5 separate regions of the Homo sapiens genome follow, and all the other regions are linked to region 4. Evidence: chromatin contacts called from ENCODE Hi-C or POLR2A ChIA-PET data. All regions are on one chromosome and are shown on one strand. The core of a region is the stretch at or near the end of the contact, and the rest is flanking DNA. Distances in the headings are between cores, read along the strand shown.

Region 1 (2,700 bases), core at 125-2,624, 1.3 Mb before region 4:
ATCCTGGGCAGATCTTTGAGAGGTTATATTTGTACAAAAAATGAGGAAAACGGATCGTCTGCAACATCCTGTGATTTTTTCCACAATTACTTTATTTCTACAATGGCTATGCCACACTTCGCTGGTAAAGTTTTTGATCTATACCTGAAAAAGAGAAATGCTAATAGTATGTTGTAAACTCCCAGTTTGGGCAAGCCCCAGGACCAACAGAAAACAGTCCTTAAGTCATTGCCGGTCCCAGAAACGGTGTTGTAGCCTGAACTCTCATTGTTTTCAAATATAATTTTAACTCTTATTACGTCATTAAAATTACTGTGAAGCAGTCATTAATTGGAAAGCATGTCATAATCATAAATCACCTTGTTATTTAGTGAACTATGCTAACTGCTGTGAGAAATACCAAGGTGTACCTAGATGTAGTTACAGCCATCAAGGAGCTTAAAATTCAGTGGAAAGGTGGTGTCGCCAAAGTTAGTTACCTATGAACTTATGAGAAAGGGTAAGGAGTATCCTAGAACGATGGATTCTGGAATTGTCAGTGAGCTTATTGTTGAAACGGCCTCAGCAGCTCTCTGGCTGCTCCTAAGGGTGGTCTGTTTTTCTTACCAAGGGAGCAGTGAAACAAAACTGGCTTTATTCGGTCTGTTGGGAAGCAGACTAGAATGTAAAAAGTATTGCAAAAGTTGCCACTCGAGTCCCAACCCTAAACGCAGTTGCCTGAGGGAGGGCTGCCCCGGGCATTTAGTTACAAGAACGCAGTCTAAATCTAGTTTTTTGACTCAAAGGTAATCGTGAGCTGGCCGCGGCACCGGCTGCCTATCCTGGCCGTGAATGTTTGCTTTCTCTGCCCTGGTCTCAGGACGTCCGTTTCGAATAGATCAAGCACTTCTCTGTCGGCAGCTTTCACAAGAGATCTCGTTTTATTTAAAGAGATATGAGGTGTGCGTGGAATTCCTTCTTTGCCGAATGGCGGCTTCTACTTCCGCATATTCAAAGTCGGCAGTAGAAGTTGCAGAGGAGAGCGCAAAGCCGGACTTGGCCACACCCTGGGCTTCCGGATTTGGGCACAACAGTTCTCTCCAGTCAGAACGCCTCCCCACGGTTCTGCCCCAAAATGCTATTTTTGCTCAGGTCCTCAGCGCGTTTCCGGTGTCTCCAACGGATGGAGAAGACGGAACCACAACGCCAAGGCAGACCCCGTGACTGATTTAGGTGAGGTCTCGCGAGGTGTCTTTAAATCTCACGACGACAGCAGGAAACGACTTACTCGCACCGCCCCAATTTTAACGTCACAGTGGAGTTACTCCCTTGGGCGTTTCTTAGCGTGCGCGTGCGTGCTGCGCATGCGCACTTACTCTCCCCCGCCCCCGCGCAGACTTGTCTCCGGCCAGTCGCGCGTGGGTAGAGGCCTTAGGCGGGCGTTGCGAAGGGTTGTTTGCTAGAGTTCGGACCTTGTTACGGCGCGAAGTTCCCTCCTTGGGGCGGGGGAAAGGTACCGCACCCGCTACCTAGTGTGAATGAACTGTGGCGTGGGCTGCTAAGGGCAGGCTGCGGAGTACCCGGGCCGTGGCCATGAACTCACCCGTGGACCCTGGCGCTAGGCAGGCGTTGAGGAAGAAGCCACCCGAGCGGACTCCCGAGGTGAGGCTGGTTGACCTTTATGTGCGTCTCACAGTCCAGTAGACAGCATCCTCCTGTCTGTCCGAAATCCGCGGCGACTGCCCTCTTGCCAGAGTCTCGCACCTGCTACTGGGAATCTGTTCGCTTGAGTCTCTTCCCTGACCCAGGCCCTTGTCGCCAGCAGGGTGCCGACCGCCCTTCCTGCCTGTGATGCGGTCTTAACCCGCGTACCCGTCCTTGCCGGGGGCTTCTGAGTGTCGTTAAGAAAGCACCATTACTAAGTCGTATTTTCTGAGTTGGGTAATATGAGTTTCGCAGTTAGATGCCCATTCGTTTAAGTAGACTATGAAAAACGAGATGGAAATTGTAAGGGAAGTATCTCAGCCATGTAATTTAGAAATAGTTTTTCTTTAAAGGTCTCTGAAATATTGTACAGTTGCCTAAAAAAAAGATAAAGTTTTCAAAGTTAGTTTAAAAGTTTACATCCAGTCAAATGGTGAATTCTGTAGTAGATGATGCATGTTTAAAGAACACCACTGTAGGTACTTTTTCAGACTGTCACTGGGAAATTTTACAGTATTTTGTACTTGGATCCAAAATTTGCTGTGTCGAGTTAACAGTTATGGCATCAGCTTAAAAGATTTTTCATTCGACCTTCATGAAGGCTAGTTTTCAGGCATATAACTAAAACCTGTTAGCTTTGCTTATCCCGGTAGAATGCTAAGGTTTTGGGGAAGGTTTTCCTTGATTTGGAGGTTTCTATAACAAGTGGGACATATTTTCTAAACAAAACACTAAACAGTGTGAGTGGATTATTGGATTGTTTTGTTTAAAGTTGCAGTAAATGAAATGAAATGCTTTGGTTAATTCTTCACTTTGGAGTTTTTCAGATATGTAGTGTTTTGCATACTGAGTCTCAGTAACGTTGGGCTGACCTTTTGGGTCGTGACAATTATTCAGGTCACAACGGAAGCCATGATAGGTCAAATTATGTTATTGAAGATCCTGATGTTTGCATAGGAACAACACAAATTCTACCACTTTCCAGAGTTCTCTTTTTGAGATATACATTTATAATTC
Region 2 (2,700 bases), core at 14-2,513, 1.8 Mb before region 4:
ACCCACCTCCATTCTGTCACCCACCAGGTATTTACTGAGACTCTTCTACATGACATGTGCCATTGAGGGTACTGGGAGAATAGCAGCAGACCTATAATACAAAAGCCCCTGCCCTTGAGGGGGGCTACCTGGTTTCCAGGTGCACCCCCAGTTTATCTCATGGTTTAGGTGGCACTATTTATGACTCACCAAGTTTGTGACAGATGATCAGTGTCTTCCTTCTGTGGCTGCAGTTTATCTGTGCACAGATGCTGGCATCCTTCAATCCAGGTCTCAGGTTTGGGTCAGGGCTTAGCTTGAGGCAGTAGGAAGAACAGAGCTCTCTGGATGGTTTAGGCAAGCTTGTCCAACCCATGACTCACAGGCTGTATACTACCCATGACAGCTTTGAATGTGACCCAACATAAATTGGTAAACTTTCCTAAAACATTATGAGATTTTTTGCTTTCTTTTTTTTTTTTTTTTTTTTTTTTTTGCTCATCAGCTATTGTTAGTGTTAGTGAATTTTATGTGTGGCCCAAGACAATTCTTCTTCCAAAGTGGCCCAGGGAAACCAAAAGATTGGACATCTCTGGTTTAGAGATTCAGTTGGTTTCTTCAACTTCAGTTCTTGGTGTACAGGGATGGCCTCTGACTTGCTCCACATCCTCAATCCGGCCACCACCTGGTTTTCTGCACACAGGAAACACTTGGCAATGTTGGCTGAAACAATGAGTGAGAGCCAAGTGCCAAGTGCTGGGCTAACCTCGCTCACAGCCAATTAGGCATAAAGTAACCAGGGCTGTAAGAGAAGTGGAAACAGAGATGCAGATGCTCCAAGGAGGCCAGACACTTGCCCTCCTCTCTTGGTGAGTCCTGTGCTCAGAAGGGGCACAACGGAGACGTGCTTGGGCTGTCCATACGGCAGTCTCTCTGCGGCAGTGGAGAAAGCTCTGGTCTGTGTGTATAGTGTGCATGCAGGGGAGTGTGCATATGTGTGTATATTTGCCTACATGCACATGCATGTTCACATTGGCTCTGGTCCCCACAACAACACCATTATAGGGCCCTGCTTAGCCATCCTTTCTGCAGTGGGTGGGGGGGGTGGGGAAAGGGGTTCCTGACTGCTGTGTCACTTTTGGATAGTCACTGTTTTTTGTGTGCAGCACTCCTACCTCACCTACCCCACCCCTAGAGGCAGGCAGGGTGATGACTGAAGCATCAGGCCTGTGGTTTCTGTAACAGGAAGTGATTTAGATGCTGAAAGCTAATTTTAGATGAAATGATATGGGGTTTTTAAAGAATCTTTCAGGGTTGGTTTCAGGCTCAAGGCTTAGCCCCCTGCTCCTCTTGCCTACAGGGGACAGGCAGTTTCCCATTGTCCTTGTCACTGTCTTGCTGGGTGAACTCATGCCTAGCTGGGCAGGGTTCTTAGGTAGAAAGCCAGTGCTGATTTTTCCTGGATTTCAGAATGTTTAAGTCATTGTTTTTGGCCTTGAACACCAGAGTCCTGTGACTCAGCACAGGCCTGGCTCTAGGCCAAGCAGACACAGGACCTCTTATCCCTGGAAGGGGACTGCCTGGAGGCTCCCAAGGATCTTGTTAGGACAGAGATGTCCACCCTCACCCAGGCTGAGGCCTGGGCCAGAGGTCAGATGAGGCTTCTGGGCCAAAAAAAGTATCATCTTGGGTGGCAGACACTTAGGTGGGGCCTCTTCTCCCAGTTAGCCCTGTCCTGAGCCTCTTAGCAGGGGCGGCTTTCTGACCCAGGTGCCACACTAAGGATCCCATCCTGATTGAGCCCTGTAGATTGGGACTCCTGATAGCAGCAGACACAAAAGAAACTGAGGAGTAGGCACAGAACTCTGAGAGTCCTGTCCTCCTGGTGTCGGGGTCCCACTGGTTGGGGACCTTGGAGCCTCGTGGTTTCTGTCTCTGCCAAGGCCTGAGCACAGGAAATAGAAGGTTGGGCCTCCCTGGTCACCTCTGCAAGGGTCTTCAAAGCCCATTTTAATCTGTTGTCCCATTCCCTAGGTCTTCCACAGCACCCCATACCAGAGAATGCTGCTCCCATTATCAGAGAAGCAGCCAAATATCAGCATGCTAAGAGAGATGTCCCAGGGTTACATAGCTTCACTCAGGCAGCATTGGAGCCAGCCAGGCCAGGAGCTTACCCTGTCCCATACTACCGATGGGATGCCCAGCATTCAGGGAAAAGAGCTCACTCTGCATATCTCATCTAGACAGCAGCCAGCCTCATGAACCCCTACCACAAACCTGGGACCTCTGGAAAGCCAAGTATAAGTCTCTGCCAGTTCTTAGTCCACCCTTGTTCTGCTTTGTGGTGAGGTATAGCTTGGGAGATGAGGCGAGGCCTATAGGTCTTGGTTGGTACACAAGAAGAAACACTTCTGCCTAGAGAGGCTGTCGACAGACATTTCCAGGGACACACAGCAGACAGCCTTCATGGCCTTCATGACCAGTCGGTCCCTTGTGGAAGACAAGTAGGACAGGACAGATGATTAGCCCAGAGCCAAAACTGAGCTCAAACCGCAGAAGAGGAGAGCATTCTCACAAAAGCTCCAGTGTTTGCAGCACAATGACGGAGGTAGATGGTGTGAGCTAAGCCCTGTTTTGAGAGTTCCATAGAAGGTGTCTTTGACCTATTTTCAAGGGCTGTGGTGGTAGGAGGAATTTTTGGCCACATCATAAAGAGTTTTG
Region 3 (2,748 bases), core at 206-2,705, 1.1 Mb before region 4:
AGAGATGGTTTCTTGCTCTGTTGCCCAGGCTGGAGTGCAGTGGTGCAATCACAGCTGACTATAGCCTCGACCTCCTCCAAGGTAGAAGGGACTACAAGTGCACACCACATGGACCCAGCTAATTTTTTAATGTTTTTGTAGAGACGGGGTCTACTAATTTTGCCCAAGCTGGTCTTGAACTCCTAGGCTCAAGTGATTCTCCTGCCTTGGCTTTCCAAAGTGTTGGGATTACACTTACGAGCCACTGTGCCCAGACTTTGATTATTTTTTGTCAAATAGAAATAAAATTGATTTTTTAATGTTGTTCCAGTGTCCAACAGTCTTACCAAACTCACTGAATCCTAATAATAATAATAATCTCAGATTTTCTATATAGACATGTAATCTGCAGCTAAAGGCAGTTCTATTTCTTCCTTTCTAATTCTTATGCCTTTTATTTTTTCAGTTACCCAGAACTTCCAATATAATGAATAGAAGTGATGATAGAGAAAAACTGTCAACAATAAATACACTGTGTGCAGTAAGTTTTATGTATTAACTCTTTGTCAGATTAAGAAAGTTCCCTTCGATTTATAATTTGCTGGAACTTTTTAATTATTAATAAATGTCAGACTCTATCAAATGCTTTTTCTGCATGTATTGAAATAATTGTGGGTTCTTGCTCCTTTATTCTATTAACATGTCCCAATTACTATGGCTGTGTAACAAATCAACCCAAAATTTAGTGGCATGAAACAACCATTTATTATGCTTGTTTATTGTTCAGGAATTTGCACAGGGTTTAGAAAAGCTGGCTTTTCTGTGCTCCACAGTGATTAAGGCCTTAGCTGAAAGATTCAGGCTCAGGACAGGAATTATTTGAAAGCTCATAGCTGAGAGTTAATGCTGGCTGTTGTTTGAGGCCTCTATTCCTGACCACGTGAACCTCTCCATGTGATCTCTCCATATGGGCTGTTTTGGCCTGCCTCAGATCATGGAGGTTGAGTTTCAAGGGCAAGTATCGCAAAAGAGAGAGCCAGGCAAGCTGTATCACAGTGTGTCACCCAGGTTCAGTGACAGGGAAGCAGAGGAAATTGTTGATAAAAAGTAACAAGGTTCTAGAAGACCATGTCAGAGAATATTGCTGTGGCTGTTTTTGAAAAATACAGTCTGCCACCCTGGTGTCCTAGTAGTCATGCCCTTTGCCATTTTCTACTGTATCATCCCCTTGGTTATGATTGAGACCTGTGAGTTGCTTCACAGCAATAGAAAATGGCAAAGGTGGTGTAATGTAGCTGCACGATTATGTTACACTGTATAAGACTCCATCTTGCTAGCAAACTAGCTCTAGGCTCTCCTTGGCTTAATGAAGTGCACATGTTGAGGAGGCACATGGGGACATGAACTGCAGGAGGCCTCTAGGAGCTAAGGGAGGACTGCAGCCAATAGTCAGCAAGAAGCCAGAGCCCTCAGCTCCCCAGCCACAGGAAATAGATTCTGTTAACCATTTGCGTGAGATCGAAAGTGGCTTCTTCCCTAGTTAAGCCTAGACAAAAACAGGCTACAGTTCAGTGATCTCTGAAGGTAGTACTGAAAAATTCAGTGTCCTGTTGGATAAGGTGCTCATCCTTTCTAAATTTCAGTTTCCTAATTTTTAATGACAATATTGTTATCTGTAGGGGTTCAAATAAAGTCCATTCCATTCTGATTGGGAGAGCACAGTGTATATTTTACACTGGAATACTTGAAATGCATTTTATATAACATTTAAAATACATATTTCAAAAATATTTCTTTAAATTATCAATATTAAAAGTAATATTATTTAAATTATTATCAAATAAAATCTCTCTGTCAACAACAGAAAACCCAATTTAAAATGGGCAGAAGGTCGAGCAATGCCTGTAATCCCAATACTTTGGGAGGCCAAGGCAGGAGGATATCTTGAGTTCAGGAGTTTGAGACTAGCCTGGGCAACATAGAGAGACCCCATCTCTACAGAACATTTTAAAAATTAGCCGGGCATGGAGGCGCGTGCCTGCAGTCTCAGCTACTTTGGAGGCCATTCAGGAGCGTCACTTGATCCTGGGAGGTTGAGGCTGCAGTGAGCCGTAATCACACCACTGCACTTCAGCCTGGGTGACAGAGGGAGACTCTGCCAAAAAGGGGTTGGGGGCAGCAAAAATGGCCGAGCACTGTGGCTCACACTAGAATCCCAGCACTTTGGTAGGCTAAGGCAGGAAGATTACTTGAGCCCAAGAGTTCACGACCAGCCTGGGCATCATGGTGAGACCCTGTCTCCACAAAAAATTTAAAGATTAGCCAGGCGTGGTGGCAGATACCTGTAATCCCAGCTACTCAGGAGGCTGAGGTGGGAGGATCGCTTCAGCCCAAGAGATGAGGCTGCAGTGAGCCCTGATTTTGCCACTGCACTCCAGCCTGGGTGACAGAATGATACCCTGTCTTTAAAAAAAAGGTAAAAGATTTGAATAGATATTTCTCCAAAGAAGATAACAGTTGGCCAACAAGCACATGAAAAGTGGTTCAGTGTCACTAATCCACAAGTCAAAATCACAACAAAATACCACCTCACACCCATGAGGATGGTTACTGTCAAAAAAATTGAAAATAACAATTGTTAGAGAGCATGTAGAGATATTAGAAGTCATGTACACTCTTGATGGGAATGTAAGTAATGCAACTGCTTTGGAAAATAATATGTAAGTTCCTCAAAATATTAAACATGGAATTACCATATGATCCAGCAGT
Region 4 (2,700 bases), core at 32-2,531:
AGGTCTCAAATCCATCTCCCTGACTGACTAAAATTAGGAGCTGATATAGCAGGGAAGAAATGTAACCATGTGTGGGAAAACAGGAATTAGGGAGGGGTAAAGAAGAGCAGCTGGTCAATGGGAAGCAAGTGGTCAGTTAGGCAAACTTAACAGATAAAGTGTCGGGCATCTGATTGTCCAAATGCAGTGATCTGGTGACTTTCAGCTCCTTGCTACTATTTGGGAGGCCTGATGGCTGGTTTCCTTGGAAAGGAACTCAGATAAGACAAATGCAACTTTCTCAGGTTTTAAAACTAGGAGGGCCAACTTCTATGTTTATTCAAAGAAACCACGAACATCAGCTCTGTGGGACACCTGCTCAGTTTCATTACCAGAAGAACGTGGAAATGATCTTTGGCTGTTGAAAGAGTAAATGCTCATCATGGAAAGAAAAATAAAAAGAAAAGCTCTGAAAGTGACTGAATCAATGACTGACATCATCTGATACAAGCCAGTTATTCCCTTTTGCCTAAGTTCCATCAGGTATAAAATAAAGAAGATAGTCTACTCCTAAACCCCTCACATTTGATAGAAACACAACTGGATGAACTTGAGTATTTACTTGCTTGGAACATCAAGGTTTCTTTGCTTTTCTCTTTCTTTCCCTGATTACAGAAAATTCGTGCTTATAAAGTAATAACAAAATATTAATAAGTCAATGCTTACGTAGTGTTCATTATTTGGCAGGCTGTTCTGAATGCTTAGCATATATTAACTCATTTCGTTCTCACAACACCCTAGGATGTAACTATTATTAGTATCACCATTTAAGAGATGAGAAAAATAAGAGAGATTGGAACATTTTCTACAGTCACATGGTTAGTAAACTGCAGAGCTGGGATTCAGATTCAGGCATCCCATTTGCTGCTGAGTATGATTTCTACCTCTCCTTTCTTTCAGTACATAGTTGAGTCTCACTATAACTTTTCAGGAACACCAGGAACTATAGGCATGATAAAAGAAGGGCTTTGTATGTGTTCTTAATCATGAAACAGTAGATAGTATGATATCCATTTTGATGTAAATTTGAAGAATGTATTTTAATTCCTTTTAAAATCTCTCCACTAGTACAACTGGCTCCTTCAACAGGAAACAGGTGGTCAGTTAGGCAATCATAACAGCTGCATTTCTTATCTGCCAGGTATTCTTAAGATATTGCTCACTTCCCTTTTTTACTTTCACAAGCCATAGCTACTCTGATGTAATTGATCTTTTGAGAGTGTATAAAGTGCTATTTAAAAGTTGCTTAAGTACAGGAAGATTCTATGTCCTATACCCATTCAGTGGAGATGAGAGTTTTTGAGGAGTAACAGTTTCTTTGCTGCTGTCTTATAGGGACACACATTTGGGTACCCACCTTGTACCAGGCACTGTGATAAGGGCTTTGTCATCTTCAATAGGACTTTCTCACCTTCAGTGAGAGGTGTGAAGCTCAGTTATCCATAAACACAGGCTGTTCGGTCTGTAGTCAATTCTATTTTTCAAAGGGATTCTCAAGTCTCCCTTCATCATCATCGCAGAACAATTTTTTTAAAAAAAAATCTGCTCAAGCCTTCTAAGCGGGTCTCAGAAATAGAAAGCAATTTTCTGCTGAATTAACCAAGGTAGTAAATTCAAAGAGGATAGTTTACTATAAAGGCTTATGGGATTGTGAATCAATGTAAACAATTTACTTCTAAAGCCTCTGCCTGGATGGCCATTTAAGGTTGAAATGTGTTTCAATAGTGCCCTGAAAGCTTAAATGAAATTGTCATATAAATACTCCACACTTTGACACATTTCCAATTATTATAATAATTTCACAGCTTTTGAGACTTTTGAAATTATTTGGTTCAATTTAATGTGTAAGGAAAAGACCAATAGGAATTCTTGTTGCTTAAGAAGATTAACACAATCTTTGACAGAGTTGTTTCTATCATAAAATACTACAAGTATTTGAGCACCTAGTATCACAAAAGCTACCTATGATTTTTACATTTTCAAACGAAGAGGAGAAATTATGTTTTTACCAAAGGTCCATATTTTCATTGTGAAACAATATTAAAGGAGAACACATGTTAGAATGAATTGTTATAATTATTTTTTCTGTGCCTTGGGTGGGAGTGTATTAATTATATCAAATTACTACCTAAATAAAAAAGAATGAAAATAATGGTTTGTAGAGAGCAGAGCTAGACATTGAGAGCAGAACTAGAAATTAAGATTATTAGAAAACAACTGTCGTTTTCCCATCTAACCTTAGGAAACCACATTTTATATGGGAAAGTGAAAAAACACAGAAAACCTAATAGCATTATTCTACATTTCTTTCTACTAACTTACTCTAATATTGTCCTAAAGGCATGCATGAACTTTTACTATTCTAAAGGATAAATACAAAAAATGAAAAGTTTGGATTCCATTATACAGCATTTTGTATTCCTAGATTTTATATATATATTCCAAATTAAAGAAAACAAAAATATTTGTAGTAATCAATTCTTCAGCAGAACTTAGTGATGGCACCTACATTATAGATTAAAATAAAATTATGCATACAAAATTATACAAATCTGTTCACTTAATGCTTGAAGTAAGTAGGAGGAAATTACTGCATGTGATTTTTAGAAAGTGTTGTTGAGTACATCAGAAGAAGTTAAATTAATAACCCTTAAAATCTTT
Region 5 (2,700 bases), core at 53-2,552, 1.1 Mb before region 4:
CAATCTCCACTGTAGCTTTGACTCAACTCTGCTATTGTAGCATGAAAGCAGCTGCAGAGCACATGAAATTAAATGAGTATAGCTGTGTTATGGTAAAAATTTATTTACAAAAACAGGTGACAGGCTAGATTTAGCCTGTAAAAGTAGTAGTCTGCTGACCCCAGCTCTAGATTTTTTCAGTAGTAGCCACATAATTTCATTTTTTCCATTATGGTTATTTTTCAGAGGCTGTTATGACATGTCATTGCAACATTTTTTAATCTCTGAAAAAGTTGTATTATTATAGTTTTTCACTCTTTTCCCTAAAAACACTTAACTATATAAATTATAAGTCTATAACACTAGGGAACAAAGAACTCTCATTTCTTTATTTGAACAACTTTAGTTTTACTTCAAGCCTTTTTTTGAAAGTTGGTAAGAAACTGTCTGTCTTTTGGGGCCCTGTTCCACAGAATCATAAAACTTGCAGGTTAAAATGGTATCATAAAGTCAAAAGAGGCTTTTGTCTATGTGTTTTAATTTTTCTATTTCCTAGCACAATGCACTGGTTTCCTGCTATCTTTTTCTCGCATACTGCTCCCTCTGATGATCTTAGAGGTGCCTCATACAAAGACTCCCTGCCCCTAATGGCAGACTTGACACCCACAACCATCCTTTGATCTGGAGTGCTGCATGCCAGCAATGCACTGGTCTTTTCCTCTGTTCCCCATCTTTTTCACAGACTCAGTTTGTCTATTTCCAACCACCCCATTCAACATACTTCTCTTCATACTATTTTTGTTTGGAATGATAAAGCATAATTCTATGAATTAGCCTTAAACAATGCTAACTTATCTTTTTTAGGAATAAAGTAGGGAAAAAAGATGTTAACAGTTTTGTGCCTTTTTCTCTTCTTAATAATATATTATTACATTTCCACTAAATTTCCTTATTAGGAAGCTATTTGGGCAGGTCCAGAAATGTAATCTTTACCATCACAGGATACGAATTTTCTCAGCATGTGGGCAGGACAAATTATTGGGATTTCTTCCCCAGTGAGCCACTTAACTGACAGGTAGAGAGGGAAGCTTCTAGGTTCTTGTCACAGTTCCACAGGACAGTGGCATCTGCAGGACACCAGACTCTTCCCCAGGCGTTTGCAGTAAACATGTCAAGATAACTGCTTCTGATATGCAGAGAGAGCCACTTGGCTCTCTCAAGCAGGGGAGGAGGTGGTACCAGAGAATACTTCCTGGTACCTACTTCCAGACCACTAGGAGGAGTCTTGATCAACCCTTGTCCTGTGAACCTGCAGAAGCAACTCCTAACAGTTCTCATTCTGCATCATTTCCTCCAGAAGGGTGTGTTTAGAGCTTGCCAAAAGGCTCCACTTGGTCTATACCTCCATATTAAGTGATTTATTCTGTTGAGTTACTGCAGGACTGTGTTGGGGGAGAACAGAAACCATAGTGTGCTCAGGCCACCACCCATCTCACCCAAAAAGAATGAATAGATATGCTTGTGAAAGAAGGGTATTAACACATACTCACAAACAATAATTCAGCAAACATGATTACTGAGAATATTCAAAAGCTGATAACAAAACTAGTTCCCAAGAAGCTACTCTGACACTGAAAAGCAAAGGATGGGAAGACTTCAGCTTACTTCTATCATACTGTGTTATTAGATAACTAATATATATGAATGTGAAAATAATAGTGAGTATTTTTCAGCTTGAACTATACTGAGCTGGGAGTCACACCTTAGTATTGGAAGGTTTCTTCATGGCATCTAATCTAACAGTTTGTGAGATATGAAAGAAGCTTTCAGTCCTTCGCTCCCCAAGGCTGAGGGAACTCAGCTGTCCAGAAACTGAAAGGAGCAACTGTGTTGTGCGAGCATAGTAAAGGTAAACACCTAAGATGAAAATAGTAAGATAAGCAAGAACCAGATCACATAGAGTTTGTAAAGGACTGAAGTGTGTGATCCTCCCAAGAACAATGGGAAATAATTGAAAGTGTTTTAAAGCAGAGGAATAACATGATTAAATAGCTTGAGAAGACTATTCCACAATAGCTATAGGTGGAAAACATGTTAGAAGAGGTCAAAATAAGTTATTAATGTTGGTGAAAAGGGATTATGTGGATTCAACTAATAACACAGATAGAAGTGGATAGATTCAAGAAGTAGTCAGTGGATAAAATCAACAGCATTTGGGCCGGATGTGGTGGCTCACGCCTGTAATCCCAGCACTTTGGGAGGCCGAGGCGGGTGGATCACCTGAGGTCAAGAGTTCGAGACCAGCCTGGCCAACACAGTGAAACCCCGTCTCTACCAAAAATACAAAAATTAGCCAGGCGTGGTAGCAGGTGCCTTAATCCCAGCTACTTGGGAGGCAGAGACAGGAGAATCGTTTGAACCCAGGAGGCGGAGGTTGCAGTGAGCCGAGATCGAGCCATTGCACTCAGGCCTGGGGGACAAGAGCGAGACTTCTCTCAAAAAAACAAAAAAAAAAACAAAAAAAAACAGCACTTGGTTGCAGGCTGGATTTGGTAACAGTGAGAGGGAGGAGTTAAGAAATATGCACAGACTTCAGATTTCAGCAGAGAGTGTGCAATTCACTGGGTTCTGAGAGAATCCAAACTGGAGATAAGAGACTGAGAATCACCAGCATTAACAAAGCCAAGTTAATGAGATTTCCTAGACAAACTAAATTTCTGT

What was found. Hi-C counts contacts between places; a loop is a spot of excess contacts on that map. ChIA-PET counts read pairs that join two places held with the same protein, here RNA polymerase II (POLR2A). Pooled maps may share reads with other maps.
Region 1: a loop to region 4 is called in a map with no recorded cell type, with 9 times the contacts of the local background. The contact joins the promoter of RAPGEF6 here to the enhancer-like site in region 4. A Hi-C loop is called at or near these places in 3 of 37 single-sample maps with no recorded cell type and 2 of 50 pooled maps.
Region 2: a loop to region 4 is called in a map with no recorded cell type, with 11 times the contacts of the local background. The contact joins two enhancer-like sites. A Hi-C loop is called at or near these places in 4 of 37 single-sample maps with no recorded cell type and 4 of 50 pooled maps. POLR2A ChIA-PET finds 5 or more read pairs at or near these places in 1 of 52 experiments (AG04449).
Region 3: a loop to region 4 is called in a map with no recorded cell type, with 7 times the contacts of the local background. The contact joins two enhancer-like sites. A Hi-C loop is called at or near these places in 8 of 37 single-sample maps with no recorded cell type and 5 of 50 pooled maps.
Region 5: a map of GM12878 shows a loop between it and region 4 (8-fold over the local background). The contact joins two enhancer-like sites. A Hi-C loop is called at or near these places in 2 of 168 maps with a recorded cell type or tissue (GM12878 and OCI-LY7), 5 of 37 single-sample maps with no recorded cell type and 4 of 50 pooled maps. POLR2A ChIA-PET finds 5 or more read pairs at or near these places in 1 of 52 experiments (PC-9).

What each region holds. Positions count from the first base shown.
Region 1 is chr5:131,633,903-131,636,602 of GRCh38, reverse strand. RAPGEF6 (Rap guanine nucleotide exchange factor 6) reads left to right here and starts at 1,374. Exons shown (of 28, transcript NM_016340.6): 1 at 1,374-1,641. The coding sequence starts at 1,573. RefSeq lists enhancers at 805-1,004, 1,015-1,264, 273-1,472, 1,565-1,654, 1,602-2,184.
Region 2 is chr5:132,102,319-132,105,018 of GRCh38, reverse strand. No RefSeq gene overlaps it. Among named protein-coding and RNA genes, the nearest start is that of CSF2, 30 kb to the right of the region's middle. RefSeq lists enhancers at 1,171-1,550, 1,329-1,623. Within about 2 kb of position 1,263, at least 30 of the 41 ENCODE cell types and tissues checked have a DNase peak (open chromatin) inside an H3K27ac peak, as active enhancers do.
Region 3 is chr5:131,412,843-131,415,590 of GRCh38, reverse strand. LOC105379173 (a long non-coding RNA gene) reads left to right here. Exons shown (of 3, transcript XR_007058929.1): 2 at 1-520. Among named protein-coding and RNA genes, the nearest start is that of CDC42SE2, 150 kb to the right of the region's middle. Within about 2 kb of position 1,455, at least 3 of the 41 ENCODE cell types and tissues checked have a DNase peak (open chromatin) inside an H3K27ac peak, as active enhancers do.
Region 4 is chr5:130,322,757-130,325,456 of GRCh38, reverse strand. No RefSeq gene overlaps it. Among named protein-coding and RNA genes, the nearest start is that of CHSY3-AS1, 420 kb to the right of the region's middle. Within about 2 kb of position 1,281, at least 3 of the 41 ENCODE cell types and tissues checked have a DNase peak (open chromatin) inside an H3K27ac peak, as active enhancers do; they include OCI-LY7, where a contact is called at or near this core.
Region 5 is chr5:131,381,118-131,383,817 of GRCh38, reverse strand. The region is part of intron 3 of CDC42SE2 (CDC42 small effector 2); the gene reads right to left. Among named protein-coding and RNA genes, the nearest start is that of CDC42SE2, 120 kb to the right of the region's middle. Within about 2 kb of position 1,302, at least 8 of the 41 ENCODE cell types and tissues checked have a DNase peak (open chromatin) inside an H3K27ac peak, as active enhancers do; they include OCI-LY7, where a contact is called at or near this core.